Linked DNA regions of Homo sapiens: region 2 is linked to region 1. A link is a loop called in an ENCODE intact Hi-C map of the cell type or tissue named here. Cell type or tissue: Caco-2. All regions are shown on one strand. Links, peaks and the distances in the headings refer to the core of each region. The heading gives the core; the rest is flanking DNA. Region 1 has its middle 29 kb from the start of TUBGCP3. Region 2 overlaps ATP11AUN (ATP11A upstream neighbor lncRNA).

What was found. A loop is a pair of places that touch in the nucleus more often than their neighbours do. Peaks named below come from ENCODE experiments on the same cell type or tissue, not always from the same donor. Only the 100,000 strongest peaks of a DNase experiment are listed, where the experiment ranks them.
Region 2: it touches region 1 in a loop (2.5-fold over the local background); 2 of 110 quality-filtered maps call a loop at or near these places.

Annotation. Positions count from the first base shown.
Region 1 is chr13:112,614,538-112,619,910 of GRCh38, forward strand. No RefSeq gene overlaps it. Among named protein-coding and RNA genes, the nearest start is that of TUBGCP3, 29 kb to the left of the region's middle. RefSeq lists an enhancer at 3,099-3,599. In Caco-2, for the core only: a CTCF peak has its summit at 2,645 (motif pointing right); a DNase peak (open chromatin) is centred at 2,625.
Region 2 is chr13:112,668,379-112,673,751 of GRCh38, forward strand. The region is part of intron 1 of ATP11AUN (ATP11A upstream neighbor lncRNA); the gene reads left to right. Among named protein-coding and RNA genes, the nearest start is that of ATP11A, 19 kb to the right of the region's middle. RefSeq lists a silencer at 537-831. In Caco-2, for the core only: no CTCF peak of the experiment used is centred there; a DNase peak (open chromatin) is centred at 2,043.

The sequences.
Region 1 (5,373 bases), core at 148-5,147:
CAGCACTCCCAATCCTGGCTGTGCAACTCCCCGCAGTGCTCTCTAAAAGACCACCAAGATCTCTGCAGGTTGAACTCAAGGCAGGTGTTTTTGAGAAGTCCTCAAAGGCTTTGAATCCAAGGTTTCATCTCCTGGGGTCACAGAGACCCACCTGCTGTCTCAGCCCTGGGTCTGCCCCAGCTTTGAGCTCCCGCCCCTGCTCCTTTTCTTCTTTATGGAGCTTGTTCTTGACCACCTGTGGATCTCCGTTCTTCCTCCTGATCTCTGAATCATGTTGCACTGAGGAAGAACCTAAATGCTTCTTCTCTATGTGCACCTGCTGTGTGGCGCCCCAAGATATCACATTTGGGCTCCGTAGAGGACACCTCACCCCATCCCTGGCCCCAGTGGGCCCTGTCTCCAACCTCCCCTCAATGTTTTTGTTTTTTTGTTTTTTGTTTTTTGTGAGACAGTCTCACTTTGTTGTCACCCAGGCTAAAGTGCAATGATGCAACCTGCACTCACTGCAACCTCCACATTCCAGATTCAAGTGATCCTCCTGCCTCGGCCTCCTGAGTAGCTGGGATTACAGGCATGTACCGCTATGCCTGGCTAATTTTTGTATTTTTAGTAGACAGAGGGTTACCACGCGTTCCTAGCCCTGATTCCTTCCATATCCCTTCAAAGAGCTGCTCTGCTGGCCTGTCTGAGGTCACCGTAAGCTCCTTGGTGCCCGGTCAAAAGTCTGTGTTGAATTTTCATCCTACCTGAGCTCTCCCCAGCACTGGACAATGACCACTTTGGAAACTCTCTGTTCTTGGTGTCAGGAACACCACTCTTTCCTGGTTTAATAAAACTAATTGACGAATGGTTCCTCCTGTCGACTATCCCTTAAATGGCAGGTTTCCAGCTTCCATCGGGGCACTGTTTGGCTTCTGTGTATCTTCATCCCTCCGACCTGCTGGTGACTTGGATGCTGGGTAATCATCCACCAAGTCTGTGGGCTGCTCCCAGGGGTGCTAACCCCACTCCCTTTGCCCCACCAGCCTCATAGGCTGGATGGACCTTGGCAGCCGGAGGGAGCCCTCAGGAAGGAGCCCAGGTACTTGCAGCAGTGGCCCTCAGTGGGTGTGCCCGGGGCAAGGCGGGGCAGTGCGGGCAGGCTCAGCACAGAACCTCACCACTCTCATGTGATTCATCCATTTGACTCTGAGCTCCCTGAGGGTGGAGGCCATGCTTTATTAATACCTATATCCCAGCATCGATATATTGCCATTCAATAAATGTTTGCTATGAATAAATAAATGAAGACTTATTAAATGTGATTCAAAAGGCACTTAGGGGAAAGACCTTCAGTGAATCATAAATATTCAGAGAAGGGGCCAAATAGGAGGCATTCTTCAGCATTTTATAAGGCTAAGAAAAGATACTTTTACTCCCTAAGTTTGGCTTTTGTGAAATAACACAAGTGATGTGTGATATTCATGTGTTTGGCATAAAACCAATAACTTGCAAATGGCTATTTCTTCCCATTGAAAAGAGCATCGACCTGTCAGATGCATGCAGTTTCCATGCAGTTGGTGGCCAGCCCCTCTTTGCAGGGCCTCAGAGTTATCGCCGCGGTCACTCACAGTCCCCCCAGCTCCAGGTGCCGGGATCTTACAATCACGGTACAAACACTGCATTCGGGAGTGATCCAGCCCCTCTTTGCAGGGCTCAGAGTTATCGCCGCAGTCACTCACAGTCACCCCAGCTCCGGATGCTGGGATCTTACAATCATGGTACAAACACCGCATTCGGGAGTGATCCAGTGGTGCCAGAGCTGACAGCAGACAGTTAAAAGTCCCAGCTGTCCTCAAGGGTACTTTCTCTCCAACAACAACGAATTTATTTAATCCTTTTAATTCTTCCTGTTATTAATTACAGCATTAGGAGTTTCATTAATTTACTTATTATAAAAGCTCAGTGCTTTCTTTGAAAAGTAGTGGATTTTCCTCTTCCAAATTAAAGAGAGGTCCCCCAGGTGCTGGGATCTGGGTTTGGTGACGAGCCTGAGGTCCTCCTGACTCTACAGAACTCAATGTTGCCCTCAAAGCCTTCCTATTTCGCTTGGTAAATCCATCTCTCGTCTACTTTTTTTCCCCCAGAAATGACCATAGCAATTGGTCGTCTGGCAGTATTTTTCTCGCTTCCTCCGTGCCTGGAGGTGCGTGCCTGGAGGTGCATGCCTGGAACTGTTCCTGGCACCTCTGCAGGGGACGTACCCTGGTTTGTCCTGGAGTATGACAATGAGCACTAAGCTTTGACCACCCTTTGCCCTCCAGATTCCTTCCTAAGGGGCCTGGCAACAGGTGCATCTGCAGACCATCAACCTTGCTAAGAGGTCACCCTGACCCCGGGAACTGTGGCTTGCTCTGGCAAGGCTAGCAAACTTTCTTATCTTAACTAACACATAGTAAAGTCAAAAGTTGGACATTCCTTTCTGTTGATCCCAAGTTTTAGACAAAGCCTTGCTCCTTCAAACAATTTCAAAATTAAGAATCTCGGAATCCACCTAGGACCTGGAAATCCCTGCTTCAAGACTTCCTGCCTTTTTGGCCAAGCCAACGCATAACCTCCATGTGTCAATCTGCGACTTTGCCTGTAGGGGTCACACGTCCTGGAAATGTGTGAGGCAGTTACAAACTGTCTGCCTTGGGAGCACTGGGTCAGGATTCTAAAGCCTGTGTTTCCCTGGGCTGCAGTCACTCATATTTGCTGAGAATAAACCTCTTTAAGTATTTTGCAGAGTTTGGTTTTTCCATTGACACATAAGTGTGGTATTGTGTCTTTAGTACCGCTTTGGATGGCCTAAAGCATTTTGTTCTTGCTGTGCTCATAAATTGGTGTTTAAAAGACATCAGATACAAAGTATTTTCGATAATTTAAATTACCTCCCACGACACATGCAAACAGATTACATCTGAGACCCAGCTAAGCCCATCCACTCAGTTTTCTAGATGCAGAAAACCCTCTTTATTTCAGGTCACACAAGCACAGGACTAGGAGGAACCTGGGCGATGCCCTGATTCCTTTTCTTCCCTTCAGGCAGGACCCAATTAACTGACCCAACACAGGTAGAAACCAGTTCTGTCGTTAAAGACCTTTAGGGAAGGTGGTTCCATCTTCTTCCCCTGCAATCAATTCTTACTGCAATGTGAGACTGGAATACATCAAACCTATCCGGAAGAATCGTCTCTGCCAGAAGCTCCCTCCCCAAGGGACTCCAAGAGGAATCCCATGGTTTATGGCCCCTTATTCTTCACCAGGTCAAGGTGCAGAGCCTCTCTCTCCCGTGGGCTGGGAGGCGGCTTTGTCAGTCCACTCGGGGGTTCACACCTGGTGGCTGGAGTTACACTGTCCGTCTGTCTTTGTTGGGAGGCGCCTGTCTGGCCACAGACGGGGCTGAATGTGGACACCAGTCCTGCTCCAAATGCGTGCTGCTCTCTCGGGCTTCAAGATGAAGGTGAACGCAGCAAGACCTGGGGCACCCCCTCCCTCCAGGGCCCAGTGACCCATCCAGAGCTGAAACAGATCAGAAGAGAAGGAGAGAGCAGGAGACCCCCGGCCAGGTCACAGCAGAGGCCCCTGGGAGACAGAGGTCCCTGTCCTGCAGACAGCATTGACCCTTGGACTCTGCTGGGCTACAAGATGGCCCGCCTGAGACCTGGACACATGCCACGCCCACGCCCGCTGAGACTGCAGCCCAGAGGCCGCCACTCAGTGCCCGTTCGCTGTCTTCCCTGGACATAATCGTCCCAGGGCCTCAGCCTTTCCACAGGGGAGAAATTCATGGAGAGGTCCTCTTTCACAGGACATGCTATAGTGTGGGGTCACCCATGAGTCCGTGAACTAGCCCAGCCCCCAGCACCACGCTTCTCCCCACCCCTCATTACAGACTCTACTCTTTTTGTAAATTCTCTTGGTAGAGACCCGTTGCATCTCTACTAAGACATAAACTCAAGAACTGTCTAATCAGCCAGTAAATAATTTCTGAGCTCCTACTCCGTGTTAACTCAGGCCTTGAGAGGAAGCTATCGAGACGCTGAGCCCTGGGAGGGTCCTCTCGAAGCTCTTGAGCTCACCTGCGCTCCCTCTTGGGGGCCTGGACACAGCGACGTCATCCCAAGCTGCGCAGAGACAGCAAGTGGCAGCTACAACAGGAGGGCAGGTGGCATCTCCCTGGACCCAGCTGCCCCTGGCCTCTCGGTCCTCGGCAATGAGAAGAGCAAGGGGCCTGAGGCCGGATGCCGGTCAGCAGAAGTCCAAGTTCACCACATTGTAGCTGTTTCATCCTGGGGGAGTTCCTCAATCTTCCTGAACTTGAGTATCCTCACCTATAAAGTTTTGTGTCTCAAGGTTGTGACAAATTCTTTTTGTTTGTTTCGAGATGGAGTCTCACTCACTCTCACTCTGTTGCCCAGGCTGGAGTGCAGTGGAGAGATCTCGTCTCACTGCAAACTCTGCCACCCGGGTTCAAGCAATTCTCGTGCCTCAGCCACCCGAGTAGCTGGGATTACAGGCACCTGCCATCACGCCTGGCAAATTTTTGTATTTTGAGTAGAGACAGGGTTTTGCTATGTTGGCCAGGCTGGTCTTGAACTCCTGACCTCAAGTGACTCGCCTGCCTCGGCCTCCCAAAGTGCTGGGATTACAGGTGTGAGCCACAGCGCCTGGCCGGTTGTGACACCTACTAATGGTTTCTACTGTTATTGTTCCTAAGATTCCTTTTGACCCTGGTTGGCACGTGGGGACTCGGCCACTTTGAGCAGAATGCTGGGTTCGTCCTGCTGTGCATGCTTCCAACACCAGCCCGTTTTTCCTAAACCATGAACGTTTGGGGTTTAGGAAATGGAATAAATTAAAATTCATATCACATTCTGTTCTGTCTATATTTTTATGAGATACATTGTAAGGGATACATTTGCATTAATGATTCCGTATTCTTTATTGCTGAAAGGTAAAGAATAAAGATTCTCTTCTATTTTAGAATGCACAGGTAGTCGTAATAACTAGGCATGTCTTGTGTACCAAATTTAAGTATATTACATATGCCAACCTATTTGATTGCCGATCTCCTGACAATCCAGTGAGGTAGGCACTATTATTATCCCCACTTTAAAGATGAGGAAAAGAGGCCCACGTGTGGCAGGAGAACAGGGAATGAGGGTAGCCAAGGGATAAGGCAGAAGCAAAAGAACAGCAGGTGCAGCCAGTTCTGGGCAGGATCAGGCAGCACTCAGGCCACAGCCTCACTCCTGAAATAACGAGACTGTCTCCACTTCAGCCTCTGATTGGCCATGAGCTGCCTCCACTTCAGCCTCTGATTGGTCGTGGGGCAATAGGATGTAGCCA
Region 2 (5,373 bases), core at 140-5,139, 54 kb after region 1:
ATGGTGGTGCATAACACCCGTAATCCCAGCTACTTGGGAGGCTGAGGCAGGAGAATCGCTTGAACCTGGGAGGCAGAGGTTGCAGTGAGCCGAGATCACGCCACTGCACTCCAGTCTGGGCAACAGAGTGAGATTCTGTCTCAAAAAAAAAAAATTATGTAACTTTTAAATAAAATTTAATATTGGAAGATGTTTTTAGAGGAGTAATACACATTATCAGAAAATTCAGAGATTTCTAAATCAAAAGAGAAACCATGCCACCTTTTCCTTGTTCTTTTTGAGGCAGGTTAGCCCCAGTTCATGATTGGGGTCTAAAGCTATTGGTAAATTTTACACAAATCAGAACCCATTAACTTTTCATTTAATCCAAGTCTATCACAAAACATCTAGTGAAATATTTACTGATTTTATTTTATTAATAGGGAAAAACCCAACAGTCCGCGCTCATAACAAACAGGTATGTAGAGATGTAAGTTGTTGCCACCGTTTTCCCTGTCATTCTTCCTTACGGAACATAAATAATTCACAAATCCAGTCCCTCTCCTCTTCCCCTAATTAACCTGTAATTAACCCAATGAATTCTTTAAGAACTCGGTTCCGATGTCACTCTCCTGGGGATTGGCTTCCCAGCGCTTCCTGGCTGGGTCTCAAGCCTCTGCCACACGTAGGAGGCTCCGTCACTTTTCCCCAGCGTCTAACTCAGGGGGTTGCCGCAGGCTCCTTTGTAAGATCAGGGGCCACGGTGGGGCTCCCTCACCAGCCTGCATCGTCCTTACTCGGCCAAGGGCTGTGCCTGGCACACACAGGACAGGGGATGAGCCTGGCAGGGCTGAGTGAGAAGATGTGAGAAGGGACAGATGAAGAGACAAACGAACTCACATTGTTACTCGCCAATGCCTCACCCATCGTTATTGTACACCACACAATCTACAAAAAGGAAGTTTCCATGTTTTTCAGTATCTTCTCTATTCCTTTATAAAGTACATCAAACTTAGCCATTTAAACTTATTTATTTGGTTTATGATCCCTCTGTTTTTAATCTTTTAATATTTCCATATACTCAATAGGATACTTCCCTTTGATCATTTTATATTTTTATCCAAGTAAAATTCTAGGCCAGGCATGGTGGCTCACACCTGTAATCCCAGCACTTTGGGAGGCTGAGGCAGGCCAATTACCTGAGGTCAGGAGTTCGATACCAGCCTGACTAACATGGCGAAACCCCATCTCTATTAAAAATACAAAAATTAGCCAGGCGTGGTGGTGGGTTCCTGTAATCCCAACTACTCAGGAGGCTGAGGCAGGAGAATCTCTGGAACCCGAGACCGTGCCATTGCACTGCAGCTTGGGTGACAGAGTGAGACTCCGTGTCAAAAAAAAAAAAAAAAGTAAAATTCTACTTGGCCAGAACTATTATTAGGTTTTTTTTTAATGTCATGGTGTAATTAATTAATTTAATTGGCCCCTTCCAAAAGGAAGCTTATTAAAACATTTAATAGAACCTTAAAGAAAATCCTCACTTGTTGTATTTATTTTGTTAAATTGGTTCGAGTTTAAGAAATCCTCATTGAAGCTTTACTTTCCTTACAGAATGTCAGTAAATTTACCAGGAAAAAACACTTGTACTGTCATTATGTGAGTGAGCCCCAGAAGATGAGGATGCTGCATAATTAATGCCTCCAGCTCTTAACATATGCAGCCATCTGTGCTCTCCCCTACGCAGTCTGCTGGTTTGTTAATAATGTATTCACGTTTGTCTGCAGCCCATACGAGTTGTATGACAGGAGAGATCAGAAAACACAATCCATTTCACGCAGTCTAAGTTACCGGTCGGGTGTGGAGAACAGGTCAGTTTATTATTAACTGTAGTTTCAGGTGAGAGTGACATGACTCAAAACAATGTGACCAAACTAGGAGAAGAACATGAAATCCACGCTCATACAGACAGTGCAGAGGCCAGCAGCCCAGGCTGGAAGTCCTGAGGATCCCAGCCTCCATCCAGCTCACCTTGCTTTGAAGACAGCGCCACCACTGTCCCAGCTCCCAGTGACATGAGAGTGGATGGGGTCACCCTGGCTCCTGCCTGGGTGCCCTTGTTCTACCCCGGCCTCTGCTGCATTTCTTGGGTAATTCACTCTCCTTCCAGGCTCCTGTCAGAGAAGGCCCTGGTGCTGTCATTGCCAAGTTTTTTCTTTTCTTTTTTTTTTTTTTGAGACAAGAGTCTCGCTCTGTCACCCAGGCTGGAGTGTAGTGGCACGATCTAGGCTCACTGCAACCTCCGCTTCATGGGTTCAAGCGATTCTCCTGCCTCAGCCTCCCAAGTAGCTGAGATTACAGGCACGCACCACCATGCCCAGCTCATTTTGTATTTTTAGTAGAGACAGGGTTTCACCATGTTGGCCAGGCTGGTCTCGAACTCCTGACCTTAGGTGATCCACCCGCCTCGGCCTCCCAAAGTGCTGGGATCACAGGAGTGAGCCACTGCACCCAGCCCCCTGAATGTAGTCTTAATAGATTAACAGTCCTCGTTCCCAGATCAGATAGGAGAGCAGCAAGACCGGGTCCAAGTTGCCCTGTGCTGTGAGGAGAAGCCATGATTGCTCCACTGAGGCTGAGAGACGACCTTGGAGTGGAGAGGGTTAGAGGGCAGGCCAAGGGTTGTCGGGTCACAGTAAGAAGTGAAGCTGGCACGATTCCAGTTGCCGTCAACTCCCTGCTGGGATGTAATCTGCATGCAGGTTGGAGTCATCAGAAACCAGAACATTCTCTGACAGAAAACAGGGAAACCACAGAGCACCCGTCTTGTTGACAGTGCTGTCCAGGGCTCGCTCCTGAAGAGGCTGTGAGATCCGGGGGTGCATGTGATCTTCTGGCTGGGGAGGTACCAAGGCCACAGACCCCGATACCTGTGCGGAACCATGTACTCCCCGCCCAGGCTTGGTGCGCTGGAGGGAATGAAAATAAAGAACCTCTTAAAATTTAGTTGGAGAAATAATAAAATATCATTTTCCATAGTCAAACAGAATAGGAAGAAATAATAGCAAATACTCCTCTGACACCGTTTCGAGAGCATTGTGTATAGGAATTCATGCAATCCCACCGTCATCCAGTGAGGCGAGGACTGTCATTGTCCCTGTTTCACAGACAAGGGGCCGCGGGCTCCTCTAGCTTTCCCATGCCTCACAGCTGGTACATGCAAACCCAGGGCTTGAGCCCCAGCAGTGTGGCTCAGGTCTGCGGCACTGACCCATGTCCAAGTCGTTATGTGCACAAGGGATGCTACAGATGTTTATGAGACACACGTGGCGGTGGCTGTTATACATTATCACTGGAGAGCTGAATCCATCAGGGGTCCCAGTTATAAGCAACTGAAACAAATCATGCTATTGCTTTTTTTTTTTTTTTTTATGGAGACAGAGTCTCACTCTGTCGCCCAGGCTGGAGTGCAGTGGTGCAATCTTGGCTCACTGCAACCTCCGCCTCCGGGGTTCAAACGATTCTCCTGCCTCAACCTCCCGAGTAGCTGGGACTACAGGCGCCTGCCACCACGCCAGCTGATTTTTGTATTTTTAGTAGAGATGGGGTTTCATCATGTTGGCCAGGCTGGTCTCAAACTCCTGACTTCAGGTGATCTGCCCATCTTGGCCTCCCAAAGTGCTGGGATTACAGGTGTGAGCTACTGCGCCCGGCCAAATCATGCTATCTAAGAGTCAGAGGGAATTAACTGAAAGGATACAGGAGCTCAAAGAATTGAAGGAGGCCAGAAAGCCAGGATTAGAAATGGCTCCGAAAATTACCAAGAGAGGTGGAGGGGCCGGAGCTGCAGGCAAGTCTGGCTGTCTGAGCTGCAATCATTCCTTTGGGTCCCTGGTCCAAGAATAACATCCGTGCGCTTTGGTCTAACACCACGCACTGGCTGTCCCAGGGAACAGAAAGAGGAGCCTCTCTCCTCACATTCCTTGTAGTCGAAGACCATACTTTGCCCGTTCCACACCAAATGGTCCCCTCCCGTATCAGGTGCCGAAGAAGGGGTGCGTGAGGGAGAGCCGCTCACCTGAAGCAGTAAGGGGCGAGTGGCTGTTGGAACGATCCTCCATCTGAGGCCATGCACAGTGGCACCTCCAGGAGGGAGAGCAAGGCTTTAGAGGCAGGCACGGGTGCCTGCTGGGAAAAATGGAAGCCCAGAAACCATCCCACATCCCCCAGCAGGCCCCACCAAGAGGAGGAAGCTGAGTCCAGCCTCCACAGGCAGAGGGAACGTGATACACAGTTGACGTGTCAGGGGAGCAGCTGGGGTGAACAGGGAGGGCATGGAAGACACCAAGAGACGTGTCCCAGTGCCCCACAGCCTGGGGGGCTCACACCTGCAACAGGGATGACTGTCAGGGTGGGGCTTTGCAAAAAACGGTGGCAACGTGAACGTCCCTCCACCAAAGGAATTCACAAAAGCAGTGCAAGAGGCCATCATAGCATCAGAGAATTACAGTTCTAGCCCTCTCTCTAGCAGAGAAGGCCACACCATGTGCCACAGGATACCTGTCTTTGTTTCTTTCTCTCTTTTTTTTTTCTTTTGAGATGGAGTCTCTTTCTTTCTTTCTTTCTCCCTTTCTTTCCTTTCTCTCTCTTTCTTTCTCCTTTTTGAGATGGAATTTCTTTTTCTTTCTTTCTCTCTCTTTCCTTTCTCTTTCTCTTTTTCTTTCTTTCTCCTTTTTGAGATGGACTTTCGTTCCTTCTTTCTTGCTTGCTTTTTTCTTTCTTTCTCCTTTTTGAGATGGAGTTTCCTTCCTTCCTTCCTTCCTTCCTTCCTTCCTTTCTTCCTTCCTTCCTTCCCTCCTTCCTTCTTTCTTTCTTCTTTTTTGAGACAGAGTCTTGCTCTGTCGCTCAGGCTGGAGTGCAGTGGCGCAATCTCGACTCACTGCAACCTCCACCTGCCGGGTTCAAGCTATTCTCCTGTCTCAGCCTCTGGAGTAGCTGGGATTACAGGCACCCGCCACCATGCCCAGCTAATTTTTCTATTTTTAGTACAAACGGGGTTCACCATGTTGCGCAGGCTAGTCTCAAACTTCTGAGCTCTGGTGATCTGCCCGCCTTGGCCTCCCAAAGTGCTGGGATTACAGGCGTGAGTCACCGCGCCCGGCGCCTGTATTAGTTTCTTTTTGCTGTATAGCAAATGATCCCAGGTTTAGGTGCTTAAAACCACACACGTTTCTCACTCTTCGTTTCCATGGGTCAAGAGTCTGCATGTGACCAGCTGGGTCCTCTCATCGGGGCCTCACAAGGCTGAAGTCAAGGTGCTGCTGGGGCCAGGTGCTCATCCGAAGGTCAAGGTCACCTTCAAGCTTACTGGCTGTTGGCAGCATCCAGGTCCTTGTG